2 separate regions of the Mus musculus genome follow, and region 2 is linked to region 1. Evidence: chromatin loops called from intact Hi-C (ENCODE). Cell type or tissue: gastrocnemius. All regions are shown on one strand.

Region 1 (8,000 bases):
TTTGAGAGTTTCTGCCTATTTAGATCCTGGAAGGTGGGGTTCATTAGGATTGACTTTGGCAGCCAGGCCAGGACTGAGCCTGCTGAAAACAGAGGCCTTCTAAGCAGCCATGCCACCACCACTCTAAGTACACAAAGGTCTGGCTCTCGGGCCTCAGTGGCTGCAGAGGTGTGGGAGCACCCAGTCATCAGGAAGTCTCTTTGGGGTCAGATCCTTTGCCAGTGTGGAGCCCTCAAGTTGAGACTGCATAACTAAAGCAGTCACAGATCTTCTGTGGTTTGGGGTTTTTGTTTTGTTTTGTTTTCTTGTTTTTTACTGCTCTTTTCCAAAAAATGATTTGTAGTTGTGTGTGCAGCACTTTGCCCTAATATGTGTGTGCTCTACAATAAAAACCAAATCTAATATATTTTGAAACAGTTGTCTGATGCTGTGGTGAGAGAAAGCCTGACTTTGGTTTTTCCCTTAATTTATTTTCTTGACCTTCCAACTGGATTTGGAGAAAGCTAATTTATTGCCCACCAGTCCTCTGAAGATTGGTCACTGACACCCCTTGATTGATGGCTAAAGGTGGACTTGTGTTTGCCCACTGCCCTCTCCCCTTCAAGGAGGGTGGCCAGGGATACACCTCATGGAATTCTAGAAGATACAGTCTCTCCCTGGCTTGGTAGAGAAGCTGCAGGCCAGTACAAACACAGGTGGAGCTGGAGCAGGGACAGAGGAGCTCAGGTAGAGGACGTGGCCATTCTTGTACTCAGCAGCTAGGCTCTTGGCCTCCCTGGGTGTAGAACATTGGTAGATAAAGCAGGTAGGATAGGATGAGATTGGGACTCAGTGGGCTCCTCCAGTCCACTGGGGTCCCTAATGTGGATCCCAGGGTATTGCCAACTGTCAGCAGCTCTCCAGCTCTGCTCCAGTGATCTGAGCCAATTTGCTCAAATTGCCACTGTGAATCTTGGTCAAGCCATTTCATTGCCCATAGAATGACTGGCCAACAGTTTGAAAAGCAGTGGTAGGTCTAGAAGGGTCAGGGCCTCTGTATGAACTGTGCAGTGGACTGGGATGACACTAGAACTGAGAGGAAGCACCAAATGTCATCCCAGCTGTGATGTTGCAGAAGGGCAGATCCCAATCCATGCTTGGGTGGCTCTTCCTAGGGACAAGGGATGGAAGAGATTTTGATACCAGTGATCTAGGCTTCAGTCTGTCCTGGGATAGTGCCCCCAGTCCTTATGAAGTAATAGCCTTAAGCAAGTCTCTCAGAGTCCCACACCTGACTCTGAATCTTTCTTGTTCTAGCCATGGCACTGGGCCTAGAGCTTTGTTTGGCCCCTGACTCAGTCTTCATGTTTATAAAGTAGTTTTCTAACAGCAACTGGATGTACCAGCCCTACCCACCTAAGATCTCATTCCATTCCTTTAACCTTGTTGTGTGAAGAGTGTTCTGTAGGCCAGGCTCAGGATGGGAAACAGACCTGTATATGACATGCTTACATGCATGTAAAGGTGTTCTATAATGTATAGGAAGGCAGTAGAGCCCATTAACTGTAAGTGTAAATAACATGTACAGTGTGCTTGTAAATCTCTGTAGTTAGTTGTTGCCCACAGAACATTTTAATTGGCTTTCTGTTTAAGTGTGGAATTCATTATCTACCTGTGGTTATAATTCACACACCATGTGAGGGAGATGCATTTTACCAGTTTCTCTTAGTTTTCTATGGCTGCCAAAACATTACCACAAACTTGAGAGCTTAAAGCAAAAGAAATTTGCTAGGTATGGTGGTGCGTGCCTCTAATTCCAGCACAGGCTGAGGCAGAAGGATCAAAAGTTTAAGGCCTGCCTGGGCCTTGTCTCAAAAAGCAAAGCAGCCAGGCATGGTGCTTGTCTGTAATGCCAGCAGGAGTGTCGCAGGTTTGAGGCCAGTTTAGTCTACATAGGGAGCTTGAGGACAGCCTAGGCTACATTGTGAGACCCTGTCTCAACAACAAAGATATAGACTGTTTTGTGCTCTCCTTAAGACTTTGGTAGGAAGCCTATTCCTGCCTCTTGCGGCTTGGTATGGCTCTAACCACTCTAGTTGCAAGTACTCTAGATTCATAGTCACATGGCCTCTTTTTGTATGCTACATTTCAGTGCCTCTCTGCACCCCACCGTGTGTGTGTGTGTGTGTGTGTGTGTGTGTGTGTGTGTGTGTGTGTGTGTGTGTGTGTATAGAAAGGATAGAAAGGGTCTCACTCTAGCTCAGGCCATCCTTGAAATAGCAATCTTGCCACTGCATCCAGCCTTTTCTGTCTGTCTTAGTTGGGCATTTGTCTTTGGATATAGGGACTCCCATATACTCCACAGCTGCATAGCTCCACTTCCTTTTTTTTTTTTTTTTTTTTTTTTTTTTTTTTTTTTTTTTTGACAGTGCTAGGGATGGAACCCAGCGCCTCTCCAGTGTTAAGCAAGGACTCTACCACTGATCCACACCCTAACTCCCACCTACTCCTTATAAAAATAAAGTATATGCCTTCCAGAAACTAGAACCTGAGAACCTTGGGGGCCGACATGCAGCTTACGATGCTGCTCTTTCTTCAGAAATTGTTACTAAATCTGTGGCCTATTGATTCCTCAAAGAAATTGTATTAATTTCGATTGAAATTTCTTAGCCTCAGCACTATTTTAAAATTTAATCTGGATGATGATAATTACTCCATTGCTTGCTTGTATTTTTTTCTGTAGTGCTGGGGATTAGGTGAGGGCCTTGTGCATTCTAGGCCTTGTAAATGTTACCTATGCCCCAGCAGCTCATTGCTTTCTTAAGTTTAAACCTATGCTGTCCAATCTGGAACCACTGGACTCCGGCTTTTGAGCACTTGAAATATGGCTAGTTTCAATTGAGATATGCTTTATACACCAGAATTTGAAGTTAGTATTAAAAAGAATGTAAAATATATAATTGATAACTTTATATTGATTACATGTTGAAATACTATTTTGGACATACTGAGTTAAATAAAATACATTATTTAAATTAATTTCACCTGTTTGAGTTTTTTTTTTTTTTTTTTTTTTTTTTAACTTGACTGTGGTCTGTCTGGTGTGGGCTCATGCACATGCAGGCAGGTGCCTGAGGACCCAGAAGAGAGAATAGCACCCCAGGGAGCTAGGATTAACAGACTAAGCTGTCCCATGTGGTTGCTGGAGATCATTAAAACTCTTGTTTCTGTTTGGAATCTGGCTTTTCAGTTATTGTTTGTCTGCTGGGAATCGCATAGGATTGGATAGATAGCTTACCTAACGTGTGTTCAATCCCAGCACCATCCACACAGACAACGCAGACCCTAGGTAACAATAAATACACTGGTAATGCCCGCACTGGGAAAACATGCAGAAGAGCACGGGTTCTGGGTGAAAAGAACAGTAAATGCGGTGAACAACAAAAAGCCTTACTTTGGAATATCAGTACCTTTGTTTTTAATATAATTTCAATTCTGTATAGTTATTTCTCCCCTCCTTCAGTGCTGGGGACCAAACTCAGAACAGGGAGAATGCTAGGAAAAACAAACAAACAAACAAAAAAACCCCAGTAAAACTAAGTCCTGTACTCTGAATTCCAATGTTAACTGACACAGGAAGTTTGTGAGAATGCATCTGATATATATACACACACGCCATATTATTTTGGTGCTAGGAATTGAACAAAGGACTTGGTGTGTTGGGCAGGCACACTACCACTGAATTACACCCTCTTAAACAAGATTTGCTAGTTGAATTTTGCAGCTAGTGTGGGATACTCCTGGGTGTTATTTGTGGGCTTTTGGCAGGAGGAACCTGGTCTGGTGAGCTCTTGTGAAGAGTCAAAATTAGTAGGAGTCACTGCACTGTCAAGCAACGAGGATGAGGACTTGTATAGCCAGGGAACTGAGGGCCCCAAATCTATTGTGGGTGCAGGAGCCCAGTTTGAGATCCACCAACTCTTTACCAGACATGCATTGCTGCAGTTCTCCCTGTGTCCTCAGTGTGGCAGCAGAGCCCCGATGGCATTATTTCCTGGTGGCAAGCAGATCAGCCAGTCCTGCATATGGATGGAACTAAGTACCCAGAGATCACATGATCTGCCTGAGGCTGCCCGCTGCTTCTGTTCTACATTGCCAGGGTATTTGTGGCTATACTTGCTTAAAGGCATACAACCTGAAGACAAGCAGATGCCATCAGGGATCCATGAGCTGTGAACAGATTGCCTGCAATGTTGACCTCACCCCACCTTAGAGAGAAGGGTGCACCTATCACATCTCAAGTGGTAGAATTGCTCAAGGTTCTCTTACAGGGCCTGGGCTCTCCTGAGTTACTAGGGGTGCTTCTTAGTACTGACTTCCTAGGGTATGCTATATAGCTCCTATGTTTCCTCTCGAAGCTGGACGCCTATCACATTTCCCTTCTTTATTATCATATTTAATTCTTTTTTTAAGATTTATTTTATGTATGTGAGTACACTGTTGCTGTCTTCAGACACTCTAGAAGAGAGCATCATTCTCATTACAGATGGTGTAAGACACCACATGGTAGCTGGGAATTGAACTCAGGACCTCTGGAAGAGCAGTCAGCACTCTTTCCACTGAGCCATCTTTCCAGCCCCCATTCAATTCTTACAATTTTTAACACCACACTTAGAGTCAAATCCTAATTCTACAACTGTCGGGAACAAGCAGCATCCTCTCTGGCTTCAGTGTCTTCCTCTGTAAAATAACCATAGGCTTTAGCTGACAGCACTCAGGAGGCAGAGGCAGGCAGATCTCTAAGTTCAAGGCCAGCCTGGTCTACTAAACAAGTTCAAGGACAGCCAGAGCTACACAGAGAAACCCTATCTCAAAACAGCAACAACAACACACACACACAGAGACACAGAAACACACAATGAACAATTCACATATACAAAATGAGTGTGGCATAAAAGGAAGGGTTGCCTGCACAGACAACTCACAGTATTAACTAATAGAGGAATATTGCGCCCATTCTACAGTGAGGAAATGGAAGGAGATGGCAGAGGCAGTGTGTTAGAACCTGGAATCACAGACAGGAATGGATTATATAGCACCCGTTCTTACAGCCTCAAAGCCACCCTCCCAGTAGATATACCCAAGTCTTGCTCACAGCCACAGGTAGCTATCCTAGAGCCAGGGAAACAGAGAGAGCTGAACAGGTAAGGACACTTGCTGCCAAGTCTGATGATCTGAGTTTGGTCCCCAGAACCCCAAGGAAAAGGTAGGAGAAAGAAAACTGAGTCCACCAAGTTGTCTGTATGTGCCTCACTCCCACATCATACATGTATGCATATACAGGTGCACTCATGTGCATACACTAGGAAGAATAAATAAAATACTTTGTTTCCAGTTGATGGAAGGGGACTTTATTTGATCTCAGGGTCACTCCAGCTATGACCTCATCTTCATTTGACCTTATTTTGGGGGTGCAGGTTGTTGGTATGGCCCCACTTCTTGCAGCAGTCGACTGCACGAGGGTGCAGGCATGTGTAGCACTTGCAGCAGATCATCTTGTTACTTGTCCTTCTGGGCAAGCTGACACTGGCAGGGCTCAAGGATGCCACCTCGCAGACGCAGCACCAGGTACAAGGTGGAATGGTTCTGGATGTAGTAGTTGGAAAGGGTGCGTCCATCCTGCAGCTGTTTGCCGGCAAATACCAGCCTCTGCTGGTCAACTGGGATGCCTTCCTTGTCTTGGATCTTGACCTTGACATTCTTGATGGTGTCACTGGGCTCAACCTCAAAAGTGATGGTCTTGCCTGTCAGGGTCTTCACAAAGATCTGCATGTTGACCTCTGCCAATTGGCCTCCTAGTGGTAGAAAAAATGAAATGTTTTAAAAGAAGAGCTCTTGTACTAAGGTCAAATCTAAGTGGATTAAGGAACTCCACATAAAACCAGAGACACTGAAACTTATAGAGGAGAAAGTAGGGAAAAGCCTCGAAGATATGGGTTCAGGGGAAAAATTCCTGAATAGAACAGCAATGGCTTGTGCTGTAAGATCGAGAATCAATAAATGGGACCTCATAAAATTGCAAAGCTTCTGCAACGCAAAAGACACTGTCAATAAGACACAAAGGCCACCAACAGATTGGGAAAGGATCTTTACCTATCCCAAATCAGATAGGGGACTAATATCCAATATATATAAAGAACTCAAGAAGGTGGACTCCAGAAAATCAAATAACCCCATTAAAAAATGGGGCTCAGAGCTGAACAAAGAATTCTCACCTGAGGAATATTGAATGGCTGAGAAGCACCTGAAAAAATGTTCAACATCCTTAATCATCAGGGAAATGCAAATCAAAACAACCCTGAGATTCCACTTCACTCCAGTCAGAATGGCTAAGATCAAAAATTCAGGTGACAGCAGATGCTGGCCAGGATATGGAAAAAGAGGAACACTCCTCCATTGTTGGTGGGATTGCAAGCTTGTACAACCACTCTGGAAATCAGTCTGGTGGTTCCTCAGAAAATTGGACATAGTACTACCGGAGGATCCTCTCCTAGGCATATAGAAGATGTCCCAACAGGTAAGAAGGACACATGCTCCACTATGCTCATAGCAGCCTTATTTATAATAGCCAGAAGCTGGAAAGAACCCAGATGCCCCTCAACAGAGGAATGGATACAGAAAATGTGGTACATTTACACAATGGAATACTACTCAGCTATTTAAAAAATGAATTCATGAAATTCCTAGGCAAATGGATGGACCTGGAGGGCATCATCCTGAATGAGGTAACCCAATCACAAAGGAACTCGCACAATATGTACTCATTGATAAGTGGATATTAGCCCAGAAACTTAGGATACCCAAGATATAAGATACAATTTGCTAAACGCATGAAATTCAAGAAGAACGAAGACCAAAGTGTGGACACGTTGCCCCTTCTTAGAAATGGGAACAAAACACCCATGGAAGGAGTTACAGAGACAAAATTTGGAGCTGTGACGAAAGGATGGACCATCTAGTGATTGCCATATGCAGGGATCCATCCCATAATCAACTTCCAAACGCTGACACCATTGCATACACTAGCAAGATTTTGCTGAAAGGACCCAGATATAGCTGTCTCTGGTGAGACTATGCCGGGGCCTAACAAACACAGAAGTGGATGATCACAGTCAGCTATTGGATGGGTCACACGGCCCTCAATGGAGGAGCTAGAAAAATTACCCAAGAAGCTAAAGGGACCTGTAACCCTATAGGTGGAACAACAATATGACCTAACCAATACTCCGGAGCTCTTGTCTCTAACTGCATATGTATCAAAAGATGGCCTAGTCGGCCATCAATGCAAGGAGAGGCCCATTGGAATTGAAAACTTTATATGCCCCAGTACAGGGGAACCCCAGGGCCAAAAAGGGGGAGTGGGTGGGTAGGGGATTGGGGGGGTGGGTATGGCGGACTTTTGGGATAGCATTGAAAATGTAAAAGAGGAAAATACCTAATTAAAAAAAAAAAAAAAAAAGAAGAGCTCATACCAATATCCATGGTCAGGCCTGTGTCAAGGTGAGTCCTACCTCAGGTGAAGGATGAACGGACGTATTATCTTTGACTTTTTATTTTTTAACTTGTATTTATTATCTATTATATGTAAGTACACTGTAGCTGATGTCTTCAGACACCCCAGAAGAGGGAGTCACATCTTGTTATAGAATTTGTGAGCCTTCATGTGGTTGCTGGGATTTGAACTCAGGACCTTCAGAAGAGCAGTCAGTGCCCTTAAGCACTCAGCCATCTCTCCAGCCCCTTACCTGTTCTTTATTGGCAGTCTCAGGATGTATTCCAGTCTAGCTGGGACTCAACATCCCCCTTGGCCTGTTCCTTCTGAGAGCCTGTTTTCTCCTCTGAAAAATGGACTCAGAGGTGATGACCCACCCCATCCTTTCTTCCCTAGTCAGCCCCTGGATGGAATATGCCAGTGCATAGGGTGTGTCAGCCTATCTGCATTCCTGCAAGAATCAGGGACT
Region 2 (8,000 bases), 170 kb after region 1:
TTCTCGAACATCCAGGACCTGTTACGTGAGCAGAGGTGCTGCTGGTCTGGACACTTACCTCCAAGCAGCCTCTAATTTCAGTCTCTGCCTGGGACCAGGAACTAAGTTCTGACCCTGGCTACTCTGCAGCTGCCTGTGGGGCTTCAGTGACAGACACAAAGGTGTGCTGTGAAGAAGGTGCTCACCCCAGTAGCACTGACCCTGGAAGGCTACTGCTGGGTCTCTCAGTCTGAGATACAGGCACACCCTCTGCTCCATCCATCTTTCCTGATACCCTGCCTCTACTCCAACACTGGCCCAGCTGCCTGACCTGGATCTCTGTCAGGAAGTGGATGGCCTCAGGAAGGGTCACCAGGCGGTTCTTATTCAGGACGAGTTTCTTCAGTTTTGGGCACCTGTAAAGACAGAGCCCGACAGAGCCTTAGGGGATCTGGCGTTCCAGTTAGGGCCAGGCGAAAGGTGACTTCCCAATTCTTTGTCTTAGAGCAAGGGATCCATATGAGGGCCAGTGATTTTCAGAAGAGGATGGGACCACACTAGCTTCCTAACAGGTACTCTGAGAACCTCAAGTTGGGTGTGGGGTGGGATGGGTCTCATCCCTAAAGGCAAATCAGTCATTAGCAGGATGCAGACAGATCGCCAAGTGTGAGCTCCCACCCCACGCCAGCCTGCCCAGCACCTGCAGAGACTTTCAGGAATCAGTTCTAGGTTGTTGTTGGCAGCCATGAATTCCTCCAGGCTGGTGAGCTTGCCGATGCCAGAAGGCAGCCCATCAAAGTCCAGCTTGTTGGAGTTGAGGTACAGCTTCTTCAGCTTGGTGAGCTTGCAGATGGCTGACTAGAGAAGCAGGAAGTCAGTTAGAACAGAACCAGCACTCCTGCCTGGCCCACCCAATGTCCCAGGCACAGGCTCACAGGCAGGGAGGTGAGCTGGTTCCGGGACAGATTCAAGGTCTCCAGGTGCACCCACTGGTCGATGCACAGGGACAGCTCTGCAATCTGGTTGCTACTGAGGTTGAGGCGGCGCAGGCTGGGGAGGGTGTACAGGCACTCCGGCACCCTTGTCAAGTCATTGCACGACAGGTCCACATCTGGGACATTGGAAGGGCACATCAGTTAGGACCCATACAGCAGTCACCAGGAACAAGCCTCAGTGTGAATTCCAACTATTCTACAACCAGGTTGTGTGGTCTTAGGCAAGTAATTTGTATGACCTGCAGTTTCTACACTTGAGAGACTCCTCATAGCAGGTGGCCTAGTGACAGAAACCCAATGGAAATTGACCACTGTGTGCAGAACTGTAATGTCAGCACTTGAGATGCTCAGACAGGGGACCGCTATGAGTTCAAGGCCAATCTGCCTACACAGTAAGTATCAAGCCAGGCCAGGCAGCCAGAGTCACACAGCAAGCCCCTACCTAACATATCTGCGAGACATGACAAGAAGCAGGACTCGGCCCCTTTATTCCCAAGGAAGCTGGTAAGCTCAAAGGGGTGAGAACCTTAGGGGCTCCCCAGACAGTCCAGACCTGAAAGGTTGCTCAGGCCCTCCAGGCTGGTGGGGAGGTTGCTCTGGGTGCGTTGAGTGTTCCTCAGATGCAGGGTCTGTAGGGCCATCATGGCTGGGAGCTGCCTGTGAGGAAAGGATTTGCCACCCTAGGGTAAGTCCACTCAAGGGACTCTAGGGATGGAGTGGGCAGGAGGGCATGACCAAAGAGGGGGACAAGATGTATAGCAAGCACAGGCCAGTGCTGAGGCCTGAGGCCTAGGGTGGGAAGGGTCAGGACTCCTAGGAAGCAAGGAAAAGCAAGGCACCTACCGGAGCTGTGCATGTAGCAGCGGGTTTCCATTCAGCACCAGTGTCTGAAGGTGCACGAGGCGGCGCATTTGAGGGGGAAGGCTCTCTAGGCGGTTTTCACTGAGGTCCAGGTACAGCAAGTCCGTAAGGTTGATGAACAGCTGGTTGGGGATGGAGTCGATGCTGTAGTACAGAGGGGAAAGCCTGAAAATCAGTCTTCCATCCCACCTGGCTCTGCACTGCCCACCTGGCTCTGCACTGCCCACCTGGCTCTGCACCTGGCTCTGCACTGCCCACCTGGCTCCTCACCTGGCTCTGCACTGCCCACCTGGCTCTGCACCTGGCTCTGCACTGCCCACCTGGCTCTGCACCTGGCTCTGCACTGCCCACCTGGCTCTGCACGGCCCACCTGCCATGCCCTTGATCTCCCCAGTACCCGTTGTGGCTGAGGTTGAGCACCAGCATGTTCTTGGCATTCTCCAGCTCCCGTGGGCATTCTGTCAACTGGTTATGGCTCAAGTCCTAGGGAGCAGGGACAAGGTCAGGCCAGGGTGCCCCCCACACACACACCGTCCCCATGCCTCTGCCATACCCAGGGATCTGGCAGGACATTGGACATGGAGTGACAAGAACGTTCAGGGATATAGATTGAGTGAAAAGGGGACTGGGCTAGGGAACTGAGTGTACAAGTGATGTGGGCTCAGCATTGACCACTCTAAGGGATGATGGCGGCCCTTGAGGCAGCTATGAGTGAGGACTGAATGAGCATCACAGGGGCCAGATGGGCAGGTAACCACTGACCAGAACAGAGAGATCATCCAGCTTGAAGATGTCATCAGGGACTCCGGAATTCTTCAGGCTGTTGGCCCGAGCTACAATGGCCTAGGAGTATAAGGAAAGAACTTGGGATCCTCATTTTCTGCTCTGAGAGAGAAGCTCAGGCCAGGTGGGGAGCTCCTTCGGAAACTGGAGGCCAGGTCTGAGAATTCTCCCTCCTCTGACCTTTGCTCACACACGACATCTGGTGGGCTTCTCCCAGCCTCCCAGTGAGTGCCTCTTCAAACTTTAAAACCCAATGTCAGCGTGCCTCCAAGGCCAATATGGGGCCCTCAGAGTTATGGTACTAGGATGGAAGCCCAAGGCTTTACGTGTGAAAAGCATGCATGTTGTCACTGGACTGTATCCCCACTCACCTTTTTTTTTTTTTTTTTAACCAAGACAGGGTCTCATTATGTAGATCCTAAAACTCAATGTGTAGACCAGGTTGGCCTCAAACTCAAGAGATCTGCCTGCCTCTGCCTACTGAGTGCTGGGATCAAAGGCATGCGCCACCATGCCCGGCCCTGCAATCTATTTTTTTAAGTGCAACCTACCTGCTGGAGGAAATGGAGGAACTTGCCAAAGCTACTTAGCCAATGTGATGGTGTAGATGTGAATGGCCCCCATAGACACATATATTTGAATGCTTGGTCCCTAACTGGTAGAGCTGTTTGGGAAGGGCTAGGAGGTGTGGCCTTATTGGAGGAGGTATATCACCGAAGGCAAGCTTTGAGGTTTCAAAAGCCCACACCACTCCCAGCTAGTTCTTTCTGCTTCATGGTTGTCTCAACACATGAGCTCTCAGCTACTGCTCCAGTGCCATGCCTGCCTGCCTGCTGTCATGTTCCCCTCACTGAGATGGTCGTGGACTCTAGCCCTTGGAACTGTGAATCTCCAAATGAAATATATTCTTTAAGTTGCCTTAGTCCTGTGCTTTGTCACAACAGAAAAGTAACTAAGCCAGTTAAGTGGCAAAGCCCTGGTTTAGAGTCAGGGAGCCCAAGTCCAGATCCTGGACTCTGAACATCTTGGGGTTCTGGCCCTGTGAAGGATAATCCTAACTGAAGCCTGTAAGGCTGGCAAGGGCCTGATTTTCAAGCTACCTTCTAGGCCCAGTCACACCAGCTACACTGCTGTCTGGGGGTGACTTTTGTGTGGCTAGAGTCTTTACCTATGTGGTAGGTTAGAAGCACACTAGACACACTAATGTGGCCTAGTACTGTGTTCTGCCTACACTGCTGTGTTCACAGCCATCCAGAGAGGTGGTGGGTTTTGAAATGTCCTCTCTTTTCTCTCAGAAAGTTCTCCCATTCATATGAGCTCTCTTGCAGCAACACGGGCACAGAGGGGAGGAGGGTGGAGACACTGGCCCGCGCCTGACCCTACCGCAGCCCAGGCGAACACTCACCCGAAGCGAAGGCAGGCTAGACAGTTCGCCGTGAAGCGTGGTCAGATGGTTGTGGCTCACAGACAGGTGCTCCTGGACAGGACAAGAGTCAAAGGTTCAGGTGGGGACCTAAGGTATCCAGCCCCTGCCTGCAGCCCTGTAACTGCACCATCTGGGAAGGCCATCCCAACAGTCCCCTCTCCTTTACACACCATCACCTGCCTTGCATACCTCCCAGGTGGATGTGCCCCCACACACACACCATCAGCTTCACCCACAGCTATTTCTGTTTTCTCTTGATTCCACTCCCCTTTTTTGCAGAGTATGCCAACCTGGCCTAGCCCCTAGGATAGGACCCTCCCCGCGCCCCGCCGCCTACATCCCTTACCAGCTTCTGCAGAGCCGCAAGTTCTTCAGGCAGGTAGCAGAGGCCTGTGCGATTCAGCTTTAGCCATCGCAGGCTGGTCATAGCCTTAACATTCTCAGGGAAGTAGCCACCCTGGGGGGTGGGGAGGAAACAGGAGGGTGAGGACAGTCTAGGAGATGAGTGCCTCCTCTCATCACCTTCTGTGGTCCCTAGAGAACATTTCTCTTTCTTACTCACAGAATGGCACTAAACGAAAGCTCCCAAAGGACAAACATCCTGGCCCAAACGTGTCTCTCCAGCTGGAGTCTGTCCCTGGTGTGTTTCAAGGGTTCCTCAGCATTCCACTGTGCTTAGTGGAACTCACATTGCTTTGCCTGGGGTTCCAAGGCAGTTTGGCTGTCTGGGATTGCACTAAGAGCCCAGCTCCCCAATGTTCCTTGAACAGTGTCATTCATTCATTCATTCATTCCTCACATGCAATGCCCACTTCAGCATCCCTGGCCTTTTTGTTTGTTGTTTTTCAAGACAGGGTTTCTTGGGGCTGGAGAGATAGCTCAGTGGTTAAGAGCACTGACTGTTTTTATGAAGGTCCTGAGTTCAAATTCTAGCAACCACATGGTGGCTTACAATCATCTGTAATGACATCTGACACCCTCTACTGGTGTGTCTGAAGACAGATACAGTGTACTTACATATAAATAATAAATAATTATTTTTTTAAATTAAAGACAGGGTTTCTCTGTGTGTAGCCTTGGCTGTCCTGGAACTCACTCTGTAGACCAGGCTGGCCTCAGACTCACAGAGATCCACCTGCCTCTGCCTCCTGAATGCTGGAATTAAAGGTCTGTGCCACCACACCAGCCTAAGGTTTTGTCCCCCTGTAACTCCCAATTACAGGGTTTCTCTGTGTAGTCCCTGCTGTCCTGGAACTCATTTTGTGTCCAGGCTGGCCTCTAACTCAGAGATCTGCCTGCCTCTGCCTCCCCAGTGTTGGAATTAAAGGCATTTGCCACTCCCTCCAGGCTACTCCTGGCAGTTTTGACATCTGAGCAGCATGAAGCTCAATTGCCTTTTGCTACTGTAACACCTCTTCTTCCAGTCACGTTCCCTAAGGTAACTCAGACGTTCCCAGTGGAGAGAGAATAGAGACCACAAGTGAGGATGGTGGGTATGTAGACAGGATGAAGTGATGCCCACAGTGTACGGGATCCAACATGTGTCCGTGTGCAGGTGAACACGGGAGGAGCCCACCTCCTCCTGCATCCCCCAATCTGATATCTAAAGGACTCGACCAGGCGGTGGAGAAGGTCCAGGCTTCTGAGCTGTCCTTCGGGGCCAGCTTTTCTCTCTTTGGGCCTGGGTCTAGCCGGCACATTTTTTTTTTCTTCAAGTCAAGACAGGGTTTCTCGATATAGCTATGGCTGTCCGGGAACTTGCTTTTAAGAGCAGGCTGACCACGAAGTCAAAGATCCACCTGCCTCCGCCTCCCAAGAGCTGGAATTAGAGGCGTGCACCACCACGCCCATAGCCTGGCTCTTTATAGTCAAGAACCAGGGCTGCTGGCTGCTTGTCCCCCTAGTCTAGCAGTTGAACAGACTTGCCGCCTAGGACCTGGCGCACCTGTCACACTCCTTACTAACAGATCTCTTTCCATTACACGCCACCAAACGGGCTGTTCCTGAGCCCCTAGGACTGGAGAGAACCCCGAGTTCGCGGAGGGAGAAGTGACGTCCCGAGACCACAGTGTGGGGCGGTGGCTGGCTAGGGCGTATTCCCTCGGTGGCATGGGGTCCGGTTCGCGGCCTGAGGGCTCAAATCCCGCGCGGCCCCAGACCCCCGGAGCCCCCGCCCAGGTCTTCCGCCCCGGGCGGGGCAGGCCCGGGAAGACTCGCGGAGGCCCGCCCGCCCCGCCCGCCGGTCCCGGAAGCGCAGAGGAAGCGGCCCGGGGAGACGGCCTAGGGGTCGCCTTTCCCCTTCTCCCCCAGCTAACCTTGAAGTCGTTGCCGCTGAGGTCCACGCCGCGCACGAACGGCAGCACCCCGGTGGCCTCCATGGTGGCGCAGCTCTCTTACGGGCAGGGAGGACGCGGGGCGGCCGAGAGCCGCGGGCTGGGTCAGCGCCGGCCCCGCCCCTTTAACCCGCGCGCGCCGCCTCCCGGCCGCGGCCTCTGCGGGAAGTGCTGCTAGGCGACTCCCAGAGCTGCGAGGCCTCCCTGGGACCAGAGTTCTGGGGAGGCCTGTAGGGGTCCCGCTGGAGATGATCAACACTTCCAGTCTCCTGTCGGAACGTGGAGGGTGGGGTCCAGGCACTGTCGCTTGGGCTGCTGTAGCCTCTGGGGCTGGCCGTGACCCAGGAGTGATGGTGGTAACAACGTCAGGGACACAGGCAGTTTGTGTGTGAGGGATCAGTGGTGGTGGTGGTGGTGGTAGTGGTGAGACTTCCGGGGCTTTGGGACCTAATCCTTCAGCTTCAGGACTCAACTTTGATCATGTGTAACACGGTCCCCAAAGTTGCCAGAGTACTCACATGTGGCAGCTTAGAGAGCAGGCTGCACAAACACTCACAATTCTCCCTTGGCATCAGGACTCCAGTCACCATTCTTTATTGATTTGTTTTGTGCTCTAGATCAGTGTATATCTCCTGGGCCAAGCTCTTAGTGGCCATCTTGCCCTGGCCAGCATACAGTAGGTTTCCCATAAACAGACACAGCTGTTCTATGGAAGTCCAGGGTCTGGCATCCCGGGTTTCAGGAGGGAAGAGACTGATAGAGTTCCCACGACAGATGGCAGAGCTCTTTTCCCATTATGTGTCAGGCAGGCCAAACGGAAATGGAACCACCAGGCACTCTAACAGGGGCGAACTTGAGAGGCAGAATGTGGGCCTTTGGGCTAACTGCAGTTTTGTCTGCCTGGCCCACCAAGGGACCATGAGCTCAGACTCCACACTGAGGCTCTCATTACAAGTACACACAAGGTCAGATGTGAGACTAAGTACGACTGCTGAGAATTCGATGTCAGTTGTGGCTTTAGTGTGAGGCCCTTTCTCAAGAAACAAAACACCCGAAAGTAAGTAAACTAGACAAGCCCCTGAATGATTGTCACACTCACCACCTCCCCCGCCCCCCTTGCGCTATCAATATAACCTTGCGCCTTTAAATCCGGAGTATGCTTGTGGTTTCCGCCCCAGACGGTCCCGGGGCGTGCCTGGCGATCATTGGCTGAGCTGCTCCGTTTTGAGCACGTGTGCGCAGGAGTTGTGCGCTCGGATTGGAGCGAAGGCCTGCTTATCCAGCGTGCCTTTCGGGTCACTTGCCGCCTCGGGCCTCGGCGTTCGGTTCCCGGGGTTTGAACGTTCCATTCCTAGGCGAGTCCTGGGCCTCCAGGGTCCTACTCGCCCTGTCCTTGGGTCCATGCGCTGACGCTCGGACGCAGGTACGGCTACAGCGCACCGGGTGGCCCGGTGTCTCCCAGCACTGGGCGTGGCGCGCATCCCGGGGCAGGTGGGGGCGTGGCCTGCGGTCACTGCGGTGGGAGGGAGGACTTGGGAACTGAAGAGCAGAGTTCGAATCCCAGCGGTGCCTCTTCCCGACTTGGGTATTGCACACGATTTCCAGGGCCACAGTGACTTCGCT

The links. Hi-C counts contacts between places; a loop is a spot of excess contacts. Peaks named below come from ENCODE experiments on the same cell type or tissue, not always from the same donor. Only the 100,000 strongest peaks of a DNase experiment are listed, where the experiment ranks them.
Region 2: it touches region 1 in a loop (16-fold over the local background); 3 of 42 quality-filtered maps call a loop at or near these places.

Annotation. Positions count from the first base shown.
Region 1 is chr11:60,555,495-60,563,494 of GRCm38, forward strand. It overlaps Alkbh5 (alkB homolog 5, RNA demethylase), which reads left to right. Exons shown (of 4, transcript NM_172943.4): 4 at 1-3,018. It also overlaps the pseudogene Gm12628. Among named protein-coding and RNA genes, the nearest start is that of Alkbh5, 22 kb to the left of the region's middle. In gastrocnemius, no CTCF peak of the experiment used is centred here; a DNase peak (open chromatin) is centred at 4,035.
Region 2 is chr11:60,720,768-60,728,767 of GRCm38, forward strand. It overlaps Flii (flightless I actin binding protein), which reads right to left and starts at 6,496. Exons shown (of 30, transcript NM_022009.2): 1 at 6,360-6,496; 2 at 4,391-4,501; 3 at 4,024-4,095; 4 at 2,598-2,678; 5 at 2,233-2,318; 6 at 1,818-1,979; 7 at 1,528-1,631; 8 at 915-1,090; 9 at 680-837; 10 at 311-395; 11 at 1-18. The coding sequence starts at 6,422. It overlaps Mief2 (mitochondrial elongation factor 2), which reads left to right and starts at 7,631. Exons shown (of 4, transcript NM_001009927.2): 1 at 7,631-7,800. It overlaps Mir5100 (microRNA 5100), which reads left to right and starts at 7,896; the gene lies at 7,896-7,959. In gastrocnemius, a CTCF peak has its summit at 6,535; DNase peaks (open chromatin) are centred at 6,521, 7,153 and 7,632; H3K4me3 peaks cover 3,097 bases; H3K27ac peaks cover 2,646 bases.